Regions from separate parts of the Homo sapiens genome. Here region 1 is linked to region 2. Evidence: read pairs that join two places in POLR2A ChIA-PET (ENCODE). Cell type or tissue: B cell. All regions are shown on one strand. Each heading gives the region's core, and the rest is flanking DNA. Links, peaks and the distances in the headings are about the cores only. Region 1 overlaps LINC02245 (long intergenic non-protein coding RNA 2245). Region 2 overlaps RAB1A (RAB1A, member RAS oncogene family).

Evidence for each region. Peaks named below come from ENCODE experiments on the same cell type or tissue, not always from the same donor. Only the 100,000 strongest peaks of a DNase experiment are listed, where the experiment ranks them.
Region 1: POLR2A ChIA-PET joins it to region 2 with 5 read pairs; 4 of 35 experiments call an interaction of 5 or more read pairs at or near these places.

The regions. Positions count from the first base shown.
Region 1 is chr2:64,912,133-64,915,048 of GRCh38, reverse strand. All of the region lies in intron 1 of LINC02245 (long intergenic non-protein coding RNA 2245), which reads left to right. Among named protein-coding and RNA genes, the nearest start is that of LINC02245, 19 kb to the left of the region's middle. In B cell, for the core only: no CTCF peak of the experiment used is centred there; DNase peaks (open chromatin) are centred at 638 and 1,558.
Region 2 is chr2:65,111,446-65,114,361 of GRCh38, reverse strand. All of the region lies in intron 1 of RAB1A (RAB1A, member RAS oncogene family), which reads left to right. Among named protein-coding and RNA genes, the nearest start is that of RAB1A, 17 kb to the left of the region's middle. In B cell, for the core only: no CTCF peak of the experiment used is centred there; no DNase peak of the experiment used is centred there; H3K27ac peaks cover 728 bases.

The sequences.
Region 1 (2,916 bases), core at 287-2,786, 200 kb after region 2:
GACAAAATTTCCCTTAAGAATAAATGATGTGAGAGAAAGAGCAAGAGAGACAGTGTCCAAGATGGAAACTACAGCCCTTTATATAGCCTCAGTGGGGAGTGACGAACCTTCACTTCTGCTGTATTCTATAGGTCACCCAAACTCGCCCTGTTACAGAGTGGGAGAGGGCCACACAAAGGTCATGAGTACCAGAGGTGGGGTCGAAAATAAAACTCACCTGCAACCTCACTCTCCATAAACAATCACCGTGACATTATGAGGTGATTCCATATACATCTATTTACATGTACAGATTTTTTTCTGACTCTTACTTCATATGTTATTGTCCATATTTCCCCTCTATCTCCCTTTTCAGATGGAAATCCAGCTTTATTTAACCTCCTTTCCCTGAGGAAGAGGTACATTCAATGTTTATTATTATTATTATTACTTTGAGACAAAGACTTGCTCTGTCGCCCAGGCTGGAGTGCAGTGGTGTGATCTCGGCTCACTGCAACCTCCGCCTCCCGGGTTTAAGCAATTTTCGTGCTTCAGCCTCCTGAGTAGCTGGGACTATGAGCACGCATCACCACACCCGGCTAATTTTTGAAATTTTTTTTTTTTTTTTAGTAGAGACGGGGTTTCACCAGGTTGTCCAGGCTGGTTTCTGGTTTCCATGTTGCTGGTATCCCCTTATTCGATTATTTCAGCAAGGCTGATGTACTTCTTCCTCTTGAAAAACTTAAACTCATTCAAGAGTATGTGTTCTGAGGGGCAGGTGGGAGAGAAGGAAGAAGGCAGAAAGGAGAGGTGAGAATGGGGGGTGGGTGGTGTGGCAAGACTTCCGGGGTGACGCTGCAGAGGGTGCCTCTGAGGAATCGAGTCTCCGGGCCCACCAAGATTGATTCGTGTACCCCAGCCAGATGGGGGGCTTCCACGGACTGTGTGGAGTGGAAGAAGGCTGTATCCATGGACTCAAAAATCACAGGAGAATGCCAGTGTTTTGCAGCTATGGACGAGAGACCCCAGCACAACCATGGCAGTGGGAAACCCTAAAAATAACTGGGGACAAATTTTTATCAGGATGAATGAGAGCTCAGAGGCAGGACTAAGTTGATTAAAAGGAAATAAAGGAATCAAATATGTCTTGCCCATATAGTTTGTGGACTTATTCATACCTGCTACACACACACACACACACACACACACACACACACACACAACATTCTTTTCAAACTGTCATTTGTAGTCTTATTTTTGTATCTACCTTTTTTTCACTTCGTTTATGTAATGGACATGATGTAATGTCATTATCTGTACTTCCCAACCGTGTCCACAAAGTATTTTGTCATTTAGATTGCCACACATCACAATACGTCTGGCTTCACCTTCTGGGAGCAAGAAGCCAGGTTGCATTCCTTTTACTACCTAGAGATCCCACGCCCTGTGAACATCTCTGGAGAAACCTTCTCTTCCCTCCCAGGGAGCCCTTGGCCTTCATACTCCTAAGTCCTCATCCCCAGATACCTGCTCAGCCCAGCAGGCCAGCCAGTGCTGGGAACTCTCACCTGGGGGCCGGAGAATAGGGACACTGCTCCTCCCTCAGGAGTCTGGGGCTTCCTGGCTGCCACCAGGTGTCACCAGCAGCTTGGCAGGTGGGTGCATTTCCTGTCCCCAGCCACAGCAGAGACTCAGGCTCTTTCCTTCACCCTAGAATGGAGCTATTGGTTACCATGTGCAAGTTTTGTAAGAATGAAAGGATAAAGAAAAAAAAAGATGAAAATTATTGCAGCAATCATTGAGGCTGGCCACTGCATATTCTTATTCTGCCCCCCTGGAAGCATGGTGAAATCGTACTTCCCCGCCTTCTGAATCAGTGTTGGAGGCCAAAGAAAAGCGAGTGGAAGTGACACAGGTCACTTCCCAGTGGCAGGCTCACCAACCAATTTGCAATTTGCCACATTTTCCTTCTTCCTGCCACTACTGCTGTCCCGGTTCCAGACGGCGCCACTCCATCCGCTAGGCTCCCTGAGTAAGGAGGACATGGAGGACAGTCCCTAGCCACCCCAAGAAGGGCATGTAGGATGGATACAAAATAAATCTTTGTGGTTCTAAGCACTGAGATTTTGGCGTCGTTTGTTACCACAGCATAACTTAACCTGCCAAGATTGGTTAAACTTCTTTTTTTCAAAGAGACAGGGTCTCACTTTGTTGCCCAGGGTGGTCTCAAACTCCTACGCTCAAAGGATCCACCTGCCTTCTCCTCCCAAAGTTCTGGGATTACAGGCGTGAGCTACCATGCCTGGCTTATTAAACTTTTTAATAAAAGGATGAACCTACTCATGATCATAGAAACTTAACAGAAGGAAGGAAGGTGTGCAGGCCATTGGGATCATTTTAGGGTTCTTCCTCTTTCCTCATTCACTAAGAGGACGGCTTCAATGCCTGAACACTGCACAGAACACTTGCCTTTCCACTCTTTTAGGATCCAGCTACTTATTTTCAGGCCATCTCTGCAGGCCTCCATCCTGCTGTATCCTGAAGGAGATCTGGATTCCCATTCTGTCAGGTAACCATTACACAACTTGGGGTTTTCATAAGCAAGATGGCAGACAGAGCTCCAGGAAAGCTGCTCAGAAAATGCCATGGGCAACATAAAGAAGATGAAATTCTCGGCAAGGTGCACATTGAAACTTTTCTCCTGTAGTGCATTGGGAATAAAGGCAGGGTGGACCCATCCATCAGGCACAGCTGGGGCAGAGCCCAGAGTTCATGATAATTTTAGTGGCTCATGAAAATGCTTCAATTTTTTTTTAACTAGAAGACAATGTTTTAATATATAATGTTAATACAGACATACCGTAGGGGAGAAAGATTTCTCACTCATCACAAGGTTCGAGGCTGAGGCACCTATAATAAAAGACAGATTAACAAGAG
Region 2 (2,916 bases), core at 223-2,722:
ATTTGTATTTGTATTTCTGTTTGTACAAATACAATTATACACTATAGTTCTCTGCTGTTAGATTTTTTTTCTTCCTTAGCATGTTTCCAAAGGGTGGAATGTTGAAAGTTGGGTTAATGTCAATCAGCTTTCTTTTGTAAAGTGTTCATTGACATGTGAACCTTGTCTGAGAATCTAAATTTTATTTCATGAAAGAAGAAAACAGTATATTCTCATTTAACCCAGAATTTAACTTCATATACTTGTGGCTGTATTGGGAGTATGCCATTGCTGTCTGTTTACAACCTGACCTACTCTACCTACTTAGAAGTAATTTGTGTTATGATAGGTGTGCTGTGCTGACATATGCTGAACATATTTGTAAGGGTGTTAAGTCATTGAATAAAACGCTTTTCTCCTCCTTTCAAATAACATTTTTTATTTCTGGTTATAAAAGTCATACAAGCTTACTGCAGGTTGTTAAAAAGGTATAAAGAAGAAACCGTCAATCCATTATAGTCCTACAGTTTAGACTTCCTGCTCCAGCCTCTCAGAGTGCTGAGATGAGCTAGCCATGCCCAGCCCCTCAAAAGATTTTTTAAAAAACAAAAATGAGGTTATACTTTAAAAAATTCTATATTCCTTTCACATAACAGTGTTATTTTGGAGGTTTTAGAATTTCCAGTAGCATTTTAGATTCAGAAACAAGCTGATTCATCCTCTACTTTGTACTTTAGGCAAGAAAAGAATTTTACCTAAATAGAATTTTGAACTGAAAATCTGTTTTTCTAACTTTTTATTTAAAGAATATTGTTCCATGCTTTCACAGTAGTGACTTTTAATTTTTATATTTTTTATTTTATTTATTTAGAGATGGGGGTCTCACTCTTGTTGCCTAGGCTAGAGTGAGTGCAATGGTTCTATTCCTAGCTCACTGCAACCTTGAACTCCTGGGCTCAAGTTACCCTCCTGCCTCAGCCTTCTAAGTAGCTGGGACTACAGGTGTGCACCACTGCACCAGGCTTTTTTTAAAGGCATAGAAAATGGTAGTGCTTGCATACAAAAATGGCGTAGGTACATACATCAGCGGACATCAAGACTATGTTCAGATCATAAATGTACATATATGTACCGATGCCATTTTTGCACGCAAACAAATAATGGAAATTGAACTCTAAACTGAAATTTGAAACAAGGGTTCTGGGGTGGGCCCTCTTGCTGATTTGTAATTGAATGTATAGTTCAATTTTTCCCCATCTGTTAAGCAAAAGACAATTCTAATGTTAGCAAAAATCCACATATCCTGTCATTGATCATTTTTTCCTTAATTTTCTTTAAGAGATGGGGCTTCTCTCTATGTTGCCCAGGCTGGTCTGGAACTCTTGGGCTCAAATGATCCTCCAGCCTCAGCCTCCCAAAGTGCTGGAATTAATAGGCACAAGCTGCCGTGCCTGGCCCTGTCATCAGTCATTTAACTTCATGCAAACTGAGTAGAATAAAACTCGTCCTTACTGTACCTTATTGCTTTTGTTTTATTGTTGGAACCTCCAATATTGCGAAAGTAGACCAAAAGTTGACTTATAGGAAAAACTGATAGCAAAAATAATTTTTCTCTTGTTGCTGTATTTCATGCCCACCATCCAGTTGTTAAAGCCTACTGTTAATTTCTCTCAGCCTCCTCCTTTCTGTCCAGGCTTATTCTATGCCATTCTTACCTTAACTGTTTTTAGCTTTCTCATAGAGTGAACTTTTTAAATTAAAATAAAATATCTGCTCGTAGTATTATAAAATTCAAGCAGTTCAACAGAATTTTTCACTAATAGAAATACTTGTACCTCAAAAGCAGCTTTATTTTACAAACCCAGCCCAATTTGTGATTAGATTTAACTTGAGAAAACATGAAATGTCTCTCATATTGTTTAAAAATATCATAAGTGGCTGGGTACGGTGGCTTATGCCTATAATCCCAACACTTTGGGAGGCTGAGGCAGGTGGATCACTTGAGGTCAGGAGTTTGAGACCAGCCAGGCCAACATGGTGAAACCCCATCTCTACTAAAATACAAAAATTAGCTGGGCATGGTGGCACACACCTGTAATCCCAGCTACTAGGGAGGCTGAGGCAGGTGAATCGCTTGAACCCGGGGGAGGTGGAGGTTGCAGTGAGCTGAGATAATGCCATTGCACTCCAGCCTAGGCAACAGAGCAAGACTCTGTCTCAAAAAAAAAAAAAAAATCATGAGCTAGCATTTTTGAAGTGATTGTTTGTCATTTTTCGTTTTGTTTTGTTTTGTTTTTTTTGAGATGGAGTCTTGTTCTGTTGCCCAGGCTAAAGTGCAGTGGTGCGATATCAGCTTACTGCAACCTCTACCTCCCAGGTTCAAGCGATTCTCCTGCCTCAGCTTCCTGAGTAGCTGAGACTACAGGTGCGTGCCACCACGCCCGGCTAATTTTGTATTTTTAGTAGAGGCAGGGTTTCACCATGTTGGCCAGGCTGGTCTCAAACTCCTGACCTCAGGTGATCCACCTGCCTGGGCCTCCCAAAGTGCTGGGATTATAGGCTTGAGCCTCGCCTGGCCTCCTCATAATTTTTTAACCTTTATAAAAACCTTTTCTAAAACCCTTTTTATTTTGAACTAAATTTAGATTTACTGAAATTGTGAAATCAATGTGGAGTTCTTGTATACCCTTCTTTCCGCTTTTCCTAATAGTAACATCTTACATACATGGTACATTTGTCCAAATTAAGAAATAAACATTGGTACAGTGTTAACTATAGACTTAATCTGGTTTCTCTAATTTTTTCACTAATGTTCTTTTTCTGTTCTAGGATCTAATTCAGTATACCATATTGTATTTAGTTGTAGGCCATGTTAGCCACCTTCAATCTGTGACAGTTTCTCAGTCTTTCCTTCTTTTTCGTTATCTTGACAAGTTT